Regions from separate parts of the Mus musculus genome. Here region 2 is linked to region 1. Evidence: chromatin contacts called from ENCODE Hi-C or POLR2A ChIA-PET data. All regions are on one chromosome and are shown on one strand. The core of a region is the stretch at or near the end of the contact, and the rest is flanking DNA. Distances in the headings are between cores, read along the strand shown.

Region 1 (6,768 bases), core at 2,029-4,528:
CAGGCACAAAACAAAGAACATACAGTAAAAAGAGATACATAAGAGGATAAAAACACATCCATAGAGGCAGAGGCAGGCGGATTTCTGTGTTCGAGGCCAGCCTGGTCTACAAAGTGAGTTCCAGGACAGCGAGGGCTATACAGAGAGACCCTGAGTCGAAAAACAAACAAAAAAACAAAAACAAAAAAACCCAAACTCATAGATAGTTGCCTGCCTCTGCCTCCCAAGTGCTGGGATTAAAGGCTTATCTATCTATGAGTTTGAAGACAGATGGATTGGTCTACAGAGTTCCAGGCCAGGGATACAGTAAGAGACCCTAGCTTGCCAAAAAGAAACAAACTAACCAATGTTTTTCAAGGGTTGAGAAGCATTAACTAAAACAGAGTTAAAACAATGGAAAAAGCAAATGAAAGGGAGAAACTATTTCTTCAACAAATGAATGAAATCCAGACACAGCGTGGTCCATGCCTGTTATCTCAAAAACTGGCAAAAGGCTTCAAGTCAGCCTGAGCTGCATACCAAGACTGTTTCAAGGATAGCAGTAATCATATTATGCATGTCTACCAAGCACTCTTCTAGAGTAGAGATGAGACAGCAAAATCAAACAAAAAAGCACTGCCACAGGAAATAGCTTACCTTCACTTATTTTGTTTTTAAAAAAGGGTCCTGCTATATATAGCTCTGCCTGGCTATGTAAACCAAGATGACCTTGAACTTGCAGTGATCCTCCTGTCTTTATTAGAATCACAGGCATGCAACACTCAACTATGTTGTTACATCTCTAACCATTACTTTATAGGGTAATGGGAGTTTCCTTAGCTCTTGTTGATTCAAAAAATAAATATGTGTAAGTCCACCAGATTTTCTACTGGCCCACATCTACGACAATATCTTCCCCCAGAGGCTGTGCATCTTGTTTGATTTACAGGAGTGCCTCAAGTTATCACTTTGTATTGTATTCTCAAAGGGGCTTTTCAGGACAACCTCCATCCAATCCACCTACCAATCCAGACCCTAGCCCTGGCTGAGTAGCAGGCCCTTAAACTCCTGAAATTCTCCAGCTACCCGTGGGGATTAGAGCTGGTACCTCCAAAAGAGCAGAGGGTAAACTCCAGCTCTCTATGTTCTTTAGGGAATCTCCTGTCATCTGCATGACTCAGGTCCTTTCCAGAACTCAAAGACCACAAAAGGAACCTGGAAATTCAGGTAAGAACCACCACAATGAAGGCAGAAACTGCCTATGATGCCAGATTAAAGGAATTCTAATTTAAAAAAAGAAAAAAAAAATCTAGATATAAGTGGGGCATACTGTGACATTCATGTAGCCCCCTTATATGGAAGGTGGTGGCAGCAAGACTAGTTCAAACACAGCCTTGACTACAAGGCTGAATTTGAGGTCAATTTGGTCTACTTGAGTCCCTGATATCAAAGGACAAAACATGGGGCAGTGGCAGCTCACACCACTAGTCCCAACACTTGGGAGGCAGAGGCAGAAAGACCTCTCTGAGTTTGAGGCCGGGCTGGTCTACAGAGGGAATTCCAGGACAGCCAGGGCTACACAGAGAAACTCTGCCTCAAAAAAAAAAGAATTTTAACTTAAAAAAAAATTGAAAGACTGACAGAGTATTTATTTTAAAAGTGTATTTTGTTGTTTTTTTTGAGACAAGGGCTCAATAAGTAGACTCCCAGTGCAGCTAGCCTATAGCCTAGTAATGTGCTATTCTGCCTTTCTTTCAGGTTCTGGGATTATGTATGTACACAAAACCACCCATCCTAGCCTAGCTATTTAAAAAAAAAAAAAAGTCCTTTTAGCCAAACAACTGAGTGAATACTTCATCCCAAAGAAATGAAACCTACAACACTCAAAACACCTAATGGCCTCAAAACCTCTGGGTTTGTATATTTTCCTACACTTGCTAGTTTTTTGTTTGCTTTGTTTTTGTATGGGAAGCTCTAGTTTCTAACTAAATGGGCTGAGATGGCTAGGTTTTATTTTATGCTCTCTGAAAGATGAAGGTGGGGCTATAAGAGTCCAGAGACTCAACATAGATGCTTGGGGATAGAGATCTGTTTATTTTGAAGAGTTAAGCCAACTCTAACCTACAAGCTCTCAAAGCTAAGATACAAAGAATAAAAACAACTCGGATTCTAACTTCAGCGCCTAAAAATAAAAGAAAACCAACTCCTTTCTAGCCACCTCCGATCATAGCAAAAACAAAAATATATACACAAAGCAAAACACTAACGAAAAAAAAAGCCCCTAGTTAAAACTTCCGGGTGTTTACAACAGGTCTCCCACAGTGAAAAACTGCCATTTGAGAAGGGCATGACTTGCCCTCTCCCTAACAGCCCCTCACTACACGTAGTTCAGAAGATGCCAACTTCCCGCAGTGACACCGTCCCAGATCCACCGAGACCGGGCTGGATTCCTCAGATCTCCCTGGCCCGGCCTTCCCTAGAGTCTCAGGGCTCCTGAGGCCTTCACGTGGCCCCAAGTCCACGCCCACCGGGCCCAGTCGCGGCCTCGGGCTTGCAGTGTTTTCCCTTCTCAGGCTCAGGGTCTTCTGCGTGTGGTCGGCGACATGGCCGACCGGCGTGCCAGCGCCAAAGGTCTCCACGCAGGGAGTGTGGACCCCAAAGTCTAACTAGGCCGGGGCCGCCGCGCCGAGGGAGCTACTCAGGCGGTCGGGGCCTGCATGACACAGCACCATCTTGTCCAGGCTCCGACCCAGGCCCAGCGCGGACCCGACCTAGGGGGCGCGCGGGTGCACAGCCCGGCCTGAGGCCCTCCCTCGTCCCTGGCCTCTCCTTCCCTCTCTCTCCCTCCCGGCCTAGACTCTCCGACGCGGCCCGACCGGGCCTAGCCAGCACGGCGGGTCCCACGGTGCGCGCCCCCGCAGCCAGCGGGAGGGCGGGCGCGCGCAGACACTTACTCGGCTCCAGAGGCCATGGCGCGCGCCTCTCCCGGTCGGCGGCTGTGGCGGCCTGAGGGTAACGGCTATGAGAAAGGCAGGCGACCGACTAGGCCGGGGCTGGACTCGCTGAGGCGGAGGAGCAACAGCAGTGACAAACCCTCTGGCAGCCTCCCTCTCGCTTCCTCCCAGGGGCACCGGGGCGGCAGGCGGGCGGGCGGGAGACGCTAGCTCCTAATCCGCGAGGGGGGCAGCGACTAATCAAACGACGGCTGCAAACGCTTCACGGAGACTGAACCGAGAAAAGCCGAATCATCGGAAGGAAAGCTGCTCTAACCCCAACCAATCAGCGCCGGCCTTGGGACTCGTGCCCGCCTCTCCGTGCCTCTCCCCAGCAACCCGCAGACCGTAACCAATCAGAAAATTCGTTTGTGGCCTGGCCCCGCCTCAAGGCTGCAACACGCCTAGTAACGCCACGTCAATTGGCCGCAGCACTACGCTTCCTCGACGGATAGGGAGTCTTGACCAATCGACAAAGGCAATAGGCCATATCCTCTTTATCCCTCGGAGGAGGCCTCTCCTACTTGGCTTCAATTGATTGGCTCCTTAGTTTATAAGCAGCTGGAAGAACCTCGCACAAAGGCCTGAACCCTTATTAGTTTAGTTGGGTTGTAATAATAGCCCACATTGTTCATTTCTCGCCAATCCTAGGGATCCTCTTACTCCACCATACTAAAATCCTTCATGCTCCTTTAAAACACTGGCTCCAACCAAGGGCGTGGTTGATGGACTAGGTCTGTACTTTTAGTAGTTGGGAAGATGAGAGGCAGGAAGACTAATAGATGGAGATCAACCCAGGATACAAGACCATATCTTTAATTCTAGTCCCAAACAGTATTTCAATAAATTTTAAAAGCAATGTGGTAGTCCATGCTTTTAATGTCAGCACTTCGGAGGCAGGCAGCAACCTGTGACTTTTGAGTCAGCCTGATCTATTAAAAAAAAAAAAAAAAAAAAGAGTTCCAGCCAGCCCAGCCAGAGCTACATAGTGAGACCCCGTCTCAAAACTAATTAGATAAAATTTTTTAAAAGGTAAAATTAGCTGGGTATGGTGGTGTACATCCTAGATCCCAGTACTCCAGAGGCTAAAGGTAGATTGAAAGTTTGAAGCCAGATAATGCTGCATAACTAAACTCGAGTCAAACAAACAAACAAACAAACAAACCAAAAAACAAAAACCTAGCCCCACCTACCCCACCCCCTCTTCTTCTCTGGACCCCAGTTCTGAATCAGCACCCCAGCTCTTACTTCACCCTATTGCCCTTGCACTCTCTTGTAATCATGCAGGTTTTGCAGTTTCTCAGGCCTTGGGAGTACACACTCCTTACCATAGAGTATAAATATTATCTGGGGAGGGAGAGCACTGAGGTTCATGCAAGTCAAGGACAACTGCAGAACACTCAGAAATGCAGTCGTGCCCAAGAGCAAGAAAATCAACCAAGTGCTGTGACTTAAGGTCCTTGTGTCCCAAAAGACAATCCATTGACTTTCATTATAGTCAAAAGATGGTTGGTTGGCTCTGGTTGACTCAATTCACCCTTCACCTCCTACCCACACAGACTGACCTGAGAGATGTTTGTACAGATGGAGTTACTCTGAGAAACATCTCCCCAACCCCAACTCCATTTGTTTTAATATTTTTAAGACAGGGCCTCTCAGCCAGACGTGGTGGTGCACGCCTTTAATCCCAGCACTCAGGAGGCAGAGGCAGGCAGATTTCTGAGTTCGAGGCCAGCCTGGTCTACAGAGTGAGTTCCAGGACAGCCAGGACTACACAGAGAAACCCTGTCTCGAAAAACAAACAAAAAAAGACAGGGCCTCTCTACATAACCCTGGCTGTCCTGGAACTTACTATGTAGAGCCTGCCTCTGCCTTCCAAGTGCTGGGATTAAAGCCAGGTACCACATGTCCTCACCTCCTTAAGTATCAAGTACTACTCTTCCTTAGGAGGCCTGTCAAGATCATGCCCCAGACCTAACTTTCTTCCCTGTCACCTAGCATAGGTTCCTAGGGCTGTTGGCTGTGCTTTTAGATAACATAGCTAGAGAGAACACAGGCTGGATTCCTAGTAGCCATGTCAGGTGGTTCACAACAGCCTGCCTCTGTCCTCCAAGGGCACACACACACACATACAACTTAAAATAAGCAATTCAAAATTTTAATAGTAACTTAAGAAGGATAAATTAGTAACTTAAAACTGCTCCTCCAGAAGGATTAACATAGCCTTTCCCTCAGAAAGGCTTGTGTCTCAAGCTCTTACGGTAGATGGCAGGGTGGGAAAAGGGTAGGAATGGGGATTTTTATGAGGAACTGCAGTTTAGTCCCCAGAATCCAACCTACCAAAAAGACAATGGGAAGGAAGGGGGAGTTAGGGAGACAGGGAAGGCAGACAGAAGACGGATGTTGGAAATAGAGCATCTTAAACAGCCAATACCCAACTAGCTTGCCATGAGCCTTCCTTCCCATTCAACTATGTGTAGTAAGCAGATAAGACATAAATAGAAGATTTTACTCAACACACAAGAGAGAAAGGAAGGAAGGAAGAAAAGTGCCATGAGCAGACAGTGATTTGTTCATGGAACCACTCTGGAACTAGACTGGTAGCAAGTAGATCAAGGTTCACAGGACCAGCCTCAGGAGCAAAAGAGTTACTTAGAAACAATCAGTTCCAGCCACTCTCCAAAGAGGATAAGGCAGAAGAAAACAAAAAAAAGAAGATCTAAAACCCTCCCCAAGGAAAGAGTCCACAGAGGCCAAAGTTCAAGATCCTGGAAACAAGGAAGCTAAAGGACACAAGACTCCAACACCGAAGTCCCAAACTCCTCAAGGAAGGCTTCGCGGTTAGGGGGATGGATCCAGCTCAAACAGGTTTCTAAATACAGTGGAAGAGACCTGAAAAACAAGAACGACGATGGCTGAGAGTGAAAGACGTCAGAGTTTGCATCCTTCCTTCCTCTGCTCCTCAGCTAGGTCTCAGAAGCACAGAACTCCAGCTCCCCCTCAGCCCAAGCTAGCACTCAGCTCACCCGGCAGCGTCCTCCAGTGGCAGCTGGCTGTGGGCCTCCCGCCAAAAAGCACTGGCCTCATTCTTCCGATCCAATCTTTTCAGAGTCTGAAGCAGGTAAAAGGAGCCATCTCTATTGCCTAGAGCCCCACCCCAAGGTACAAAGACTTAGAACCTGATAGGGCCCGAGGCATCATTTTTAAAAGAAAAAAACCGGACTAAGAGAGAGAAACTATCTTCTCTACACACACACATGAAACCAGAACTAGATTATTTATAACCAACCTCCCCCAGAGGCCATTGCCTGCCTAGTACAAAGTGTTCAACTGGCCCTGGCCCTACAAAAACCATCCCCACATTGTCCAGATCTTTGTGTCTGAGGACATAGGGAGACCAGGGAGCTCTCAGAGCCTTGCAAACATACTGGTTTGTATATGCACACATGGTACCAGCTCAGTATATACAGTACAACCCTATCCCTTCCCCCTCTCTGGGAATACTGTCTTTACACTTCTGCCCAAGTACATAGCCTGTACTCGGACCTCCCATACACAGCAATGTCATTCAAGTAAACATACCTGGGCATATCTGCACACTGAGGAGGAAGTCACTTAAGGCTTTGGTATCCTGGCCACTGGCTACCCACTCCAGTCCACGACTGATCAGAGCAGCCACTCGCAGCTGTTTCAGTGCCACGTCAGACCTACACTTCTGCTCACAGTCGGAGCCTGCCCCCAGAGACCACCACCCAAGTCAGCAAGTATCTTCCCATTATCCCAGACATAGCCACCA
Region 2 (6,444 bases), core at 2,370-4,869, 560 kb after region 1:
GCACCAGCCCCAGTGCCGGCTCCCAGCCTCTCTCCTTCACTGTATGCTTTTCCCTCCATGCATTCTCTAAGGCCCATGGTGGGAAGGCCAGGAAGCTCGATGAGTAAGACTAGACCTTGCTTTCCGCAGGCTGCCAGCCTCCCAGGGGTGGGGAAAAGCTAAATGCAGAGTTACAACAGAGGCAGGCTGTGGAAGGAGCCAAACGTGTTCACCCAGAAAAGGGAGCCCCGGAGGCTAGGGAAAGGGAGCGAAGGATCCAAGGAAGCTATCATCTGAAGTTAGAATTTTAAAAATATGAAGATAATAAGAAGTTACAGCGACGTGTCATTTATTGACTATATGTTAATTGCATTAGATACATATATAATTTCAGTTAATCCTTACAACAACCCTGCAAGGTAGGTGTTATCATCTCCATTTTTACAGGTTAGGAAGCTGGGGCTCCAGAATGTTAAATACTTTTCCAAAGGACTTGTCCAAATAATAAGCTGTGAAGCCAAAATCCGAACCCAGGTCTCTCTGCCTCCAAAGCCCAAGCTCTCTCCATTAGGTCAGTCGAAGATGAGTCAAAGGTATCGTCCCAGGCACAGAGAATAGCACTAGCAAAGGTTGAGAGGCAGGAGATCTCGGAGGAATGCCCAGGAAAGTGAGGAGGCAAGCTGGCTGGAGCACGGGGCACCTGCAAGGGAGCAGCGGTGGGGACGTCAGGGTTAAGATGGAAAGGCAAAAGCGGAGAGAGCAGTATGAGGAACCTAACTGACTGGAGGGGAACAGGAGGCCAAGGAAGCTTTAAACAGGGACATCCCCAGCACTGGGTTTTCGGGCAACTCTGGGGCCAAGTTAGGAGGAGACTGTATTAGTATAAGCGATAATAAAGCCAGAGTTAAAGCTGTATGGAGAGGAAGTTGCCATTCAGAAGAAAAGTAGAACTGACATACAGGACTCAGAAAACTGAAGCCAAAATCAGCTTCCTATGACCAGTACCCATTTACTGACTAGACAGCTTCAGTTTAATAAACCAGGGAAGGAGAGGGGACTAAGTCAGGATGTGGGAATGACGCTGGGTGGTAAATGATGCGATAGGAAGTATCTGTAGCAGGGGCACAGAGGTGGGGTTACTGACAGTATTAGGCTGTGGCTGGGGATCACAGGGTGTAGAAAAAGAGACCAGGAGCGTGATGGTAGGGAACAGACACATGATGAGCCACTGAGCAGGTGGGGAGGGAAAAGCATGAGTCCATGGATGCTGACTAAACCGGGGATGACAGGGAGGCCGGAGGCCGGGTCAGGAGCTCCAGAAGAGCTAGGGATGTGGTAAGCTGCTAAATTGGGCTAGTGGGGAGAGAGTGAGAGAACACTGACAGCGGCTAGGCAACCCTGGGTTGGAAGGAGAGGCAGCATGGGGAGGGGACAGTGTTGTGGTCACTGGCAGGGTCAAGCTGGGAGTGACATGGGGGTGTGGTCAGTGGCCTGGCTGGGCGTGGGATCAGTAAGACCAAGTTTCCTCTTTGGGTATCATTTCCTCTTTTCTGTCGGGGAGTGGGGGAAGGGGATCCACAACTGGACCTAGAAGTAAAAGGAGGCTCAGAAACCAGGGGGTACACATGGGAAGAGCCCGGTGGCGGGGGGGGGGGGGGTTCAGCAGCTGACCAGGTGGTATGCAAGTATGAGAAAGTGCTCTCCGATGTTGGGAAAGCTCAGGTTTGAGGGACATGAAGTAAAGTAGGATGTGTGGATCAAGAGACAGAGACAGGGGTGTGGGGGTGGGAAATGGTTCAGATGAACAGCAGGAGACGAGCTAAAGACCACGACAGTATCTGTAAGGAACTGTAAAGGTATGCAATGTGGGACCAGGGAGGGCAAAGAGACAGAGAGAAGGCAGTGTGTGGAGAATGAGGGAGGCTCGAGTCAAACTGTCATCATTTAGTCGACAGCGTTCCCTTGGTCAGCTTCCCCTCAGTCACAGGCTTCCTATTCCCCATCCTCACTTAGGACCTTGTCTGACTCCTGGGTCTCTTTCCATTTCCCACCTCCCACCTCGTAAACATCACAGCCCAGAAATCCCTGTCTCCCAGTGGTGGTGGCCTCTGGAAGCCTTGTGCTTAGGCAGTAGACTAGAGAAAGCAGAGTCCTGGCACTTCTAGCTGAGGTCCAGAGCTCTAGCACTTCTTTGGGTAAAAGAGGCCTCTGTAACTGCACAGGAATAAGAGAACTCACTACAAAACAAAGGTAGCTACTTCCTGCCAACTTCTTACATTTTACCAGCTCAGCTGTAGCTGCAGCCTCAACCCCTAACGCTATCACCAATTCCTAACATTAATGCTGACTTTATTTCCTATTTCCCTATACATTGACATTCACCCCTTTCCCAGAAGACACCCATACTAATCTGGCTTTTATTTTTAGGCCCAAATCCCCCAAATTTAACCCTAAATACTCCCTCCCACCCCACCCTGCAGTTCTAAAGCTCATTTGTAACTTGGTTCTTAATTAACCTTTTCACTGTTTATTCTTAATACTGACCATGACACCGGCCTTTAATCCCTAAAACGGGCATCTAAGCCAATTCCTGTTGATCCTTAACCCGATCCTGTACTCTGACTTAATGCTGGTCATTGCAGAAAATAATGACCTCAGTTTAAATGTCACATATGCGAAACAGACTTGACTCGTGCAGCAAATGTTTAGAATGTAGTTCACCTTCTTAACTTCTAAAGGGATCCTTGCTTCCTAAACGCGACGGCACCTAACCCAAACTCACCCCAAGTTTTCCTAACCACTTACTCACTATCGGCTAATACCAAAGCCCATCCCCGCCCAGTGCCTCACTGCCACCCAGTGCCTCACTGCCACCCCATTTCTACCCGTCCCCAAACCTAGCCGAGACAGAGAACTGTCTACCCCCGCGAAAGGGCCTGCTTCTCGCAACAAGGCCAGCTTAATTCCAAATCCAAACCGAAACATACTGGACCCTGACCTCCCTAACCAGACACAGGATATGCAGGAGGATTGGGGGCCCCGCCCGCCGCTTCCCGGGCTGGCCCGATCCCGCAGCCCCACCTAGAAGCTCGGCCCAGCCCGTCCGGCCTACCTGCGCTGCCCGGCTCTGCGCCCCGCCCTGGGCCCGCTACCCGCTCCTTCTCCCGGTCGCTTTTGGGGCTCCGGCCTCGCCCTCCCTTCGACACACTCTCGGCCACTTCCGTCCTGGAAACGTCCCCCACCCGCCGGCGGCGCCCTGGGCCCGCGCTCTATGGTAGCGGAGACTGCAGGAAGCTGCTCTGGCCGTAGTTCTCGATGCTCGGGCGCCCGCGAAGCCTGGCCGCCCCTCCCCAGCAGGAAGCGAGCGTGCAGAGCTCTGGAGAGAACGCCCGAACTAAGCTGGAGTTCCCTTTTAAACGCTTAAGTTTTTTTTTTTAATAGCTCGAGGCGAAGGCGGACAAGGATCCTCAGAATCCCCGCCCTGGGGCGTGGGAAGCTTGAAAGGACGTCCCCATAATTTGCATAGCCCCCGGGACGTGGCGCAGCCCAGGAGCCACTTCCGAGTTGGAGAGAACTCCAAGTCCCAGGATTCCACGGGGCTATGTGCACCACTTCCGTTGTGTTGGAAGCTGAGGAATACAGAAGCTGAGAGACGGGTGCGGTTTAGAGTGACAGCTAGGCCCTTGTCCCGGAGTGACGGAGGTTAAGTCGAGCCGACTGGACAGACTGAGGGGTCGTGCCTGAGGTTCGGAGGTTGGATCTGCGCGGAGGGATTTCTATCCATAGATATCCCAAATGGATCCTGGTGGTCAGGATCTGCTAGCTTTGGATCCCGGTGATCAGGACCTGCTGGGCTTCCTGCTAGAGGAAAGCGGAGATTTGTGGGCTGCGACTGAGCCGGACGTGAAGGCTCCGCTGGACTTAGAGCTGTCACCTTCCGAGGTGGGTGGGTGGGTGTTCCCAGTGGGGGAAGCTAGGGATGTCCGCGAGACCCAAGGTACGGAAATAAATCAAGGCCTTTGAATTTGATAGAACTCCGTGCAAGAACTGAGCGACTGGGAGGTAGAGGATTTACTGAGCTCTCTGCTCAGTCCCTCAGTATCGCGGGATGTTCTCGGCTCTTCCAGCTCTTCCATTCTCCATGATCACAACTACTCCCTTCCACAGGAGCACGTCTCCATAGATCTAGGTGAGTGTGAAATGATAAGTTGTGGGGGAGGAGAGAGCTCACTGGGCTAGCTGGTTCTACTTTCCCTTTTGCAGATACTGAGAGCTTCGAAAAGGAGGGGTTCCACGTGACTCCACTGCCAGGGGAGGAAAGAGCAGCGGAACAGGTGCTGGACTTGATTTTTTTTTTCAGGATTACCTCACTTTGCAGCAGCCAAGATCCCCCATACTGCTCTGAGAGCTCCATGCAACTCTGCTCTCTTCACTATTTCCTCCATCCTTAGGAGATGTCTAGGCTGATACTGACCGAGGAAGAGAAGAAGCTCTTGGAGAAGGAGGGGCTCACTCTGCCCTCAACCCTTCCTCTCACTAAGGTAAGGCTCCTGTTGGTAGAGCAAAGGCTGGAGGGGGTTGGTAACCCAAGTAGGCAAGCTCAGTTTGTTTCATATCAATCACTTGCAAAAGGACAAACCAACTCCTACAAGTTCTCTCATCTCCAAACACACACCCACGTCAAAAGATAATGTTTTAAATGTAACTTTAGTACAGAGCCTTGAAAGTGAAGGGCCTTGATAGCTTCCGTTGTTATCTTGGGACCTCGAATCATACTCAGTGGTAGAAATGCTTGAGAGGCTGACTCAGTCTAACAACATCAACAATCGTCAAAGCTGGACATGATGGTGCACCCCTCTATAACCCTAGCACTCTGGAGGCAGGAGCAGGAAGGTCTTCACAAGTTCAAAGTCACTTCCCACGTGCTGGGATTACAAGAATACTGCATCTAGTTTTTGTGGCAAATTTTTTTAATGTCATTTGCCTTTTTAATATTGTCTTACTTCTGATATGTAGATATTTACTTATTTGGGGCAGGTGGATCAGCATTAACGGACAGACTTAGCTTCATGTTGAGTTCAGGCAAGCTTGGGCTATGTGAGAAACCATCCCCTATCCCTCTATCACTATTACAAGATGAATGAGCAATATATTGGGAGGAAAGGAAACGGAACTTGGAAATTATCAATAGTGGTTCTGTCCCTAGGATAGTAACTGTCTTGTCTTCCTTTACACTGGCCAGAGCATGCCATAATTCCCCTACCCACTGGGATTGGAGTACAGTACCTCATGAATGTTCATCAATGCTCACTGCTGAGCCACGCCCTCTGGCCCTTGTTGTTAAGGCAGGGTCTTGTAAACCCAGGCTGGGCTGGCCTCAAACTATGTAGTAGGGAAAGAATGCCTTTGAATTCCTGATTCTCCTGCTTCTAACTCCCTCGGACTAGATTACAAGTGTATGATGTCACTCTTGGCTAGTGTCCAAGTTTGACAGGCATTATCAGAGAATGTAAGAGTTAACTTTATTCAGTTTTAGTTTCTGAAAGAAAAAAAGTTGAAAGTACCTTAAGATAAGGATATATTCTATATCACTTTAGAGACTCTAGGAAAATCAAATGAATGGAAATTATAAGAAGATTGATGTTGCTTTAGGATAAGGGTAGATGTTGTTGTTGTTAGTTTTGAGACATGGTCTTATGTAGCTCAGTCTGTCCTCAAAAACTACCCTAGCCAAGGATGGTCTTGAAATCCTGACTTCCTTCTTCTGCCTCCCAAGTGCTGATACTACAGGCATGTACAACCACACCTAGCTTAAGTGGAATTTTTAAAATTAATTAGAGACTGGAAAGATGATTCCGTGGTTTAGAGTACTTTCTGCTTTTCCATGGGGCATGAGTTCAAGTCCCAGCTCCCACATGGCAGCTTACAATCCGAGGAGATCTGACACCCTCTTCTAGCCTATGTGGGCACTAGGCACACCCATTATACATATACGTTATACAGACATGCAGGCAAAACACCCAAACACATAAAAAATAATAAAAAGTCTGGCTTTCTAGTGTTGAATATCTGCTCCTTGGTGTTCACACAGAAGGTAAATGCCTACTGACAGAGAGGCTGTGGAGAGTATTTGATTGGGAAGAAGGTTAGCTGTCTTCCAACATACCTATGTAGTATATATAGGTATAACATACAGGCATATAATAACATACTGTGGGTGACCTTTCCCCCATCTTCTCTTAGGTGGAGGAACAAGTTCTGAAACGAGTGCGGAGGAAGATTCGTAACAAGAGAGCAGCTCAAGAAAGCCGCAAGAAGAAGAAGGTGTATGTCGTGGGGCTGGAGAGCAGGTAAGCAAGGATGGACACGGGGGAAGCCTGGAGGGTCTTGAAGGGAGGAGACACAATATTTTGAAATCCACGTGTCCTCACATCCATGTTGTCCTCTAGGGTCTTGAAATACACA

The links. Hi-C counts contacts between places; a loop is a spot of excess contacts on that map. ChIA-PET counts read pairs that join two places held with the same protein, here RNA polymerase II (POLR2A).
Region 2: a map of T-helper 17 cell shows a loop between it and region 1 (2.5-fold over the local background). The contact joins the promoter of Creb3 here to the promoter of Vcp in region 1. A Hi-C loop is called at or near these places in 1 of 37 maps with a recorded cell type or tissue (T-helper 17 cell). POLR2A ChIA-PET finds 5 or more read pairs at or near these places in 1 of 5 experiments (embryonic stem cell).

The regions. Positions count from the first base shown.
Region 1 is chr4:42,997,229-43,003,996 of GRCm38, forward strand. Vcp (valosin containing protein) reads right to left here and starts at 3,279. Exons shown (of 17, transcript NM_009503.4): 1 at 2,934-3,279. The coding sequence starts at 2,950. Fancg (Fanconi anemia, complementation group G) reads right to left here. Exons shown (of 14, transcript NM_053081.2): 12 at 6,555-6,704; 13 at 5,999-6,116; 14 at 5,109-5,864. The coding sequence ends at 5,756.
Region 2 is chr4:43,559,039-43,565,482 of GRCm38, forward strand. Creb3 (cAMP responsive element binding protein 3) reads left to right here and starts at 3,620. Exons shown (of 9, transcript NM_013497.4): 1 at 3,620-3,921; 2 at 4,012-4,168; 3 at 4,243-4,313; 4 at 4,431-4,520; 5 at 6,223-6,329; 6 at 6,429-6,444. The coding sequence starts at 3,775. Tln1 (talin 1) reads right to left here and starts at 3,545. Exons shown (of 57, transcript NM_011602.5): 1 at 3,092-3,545.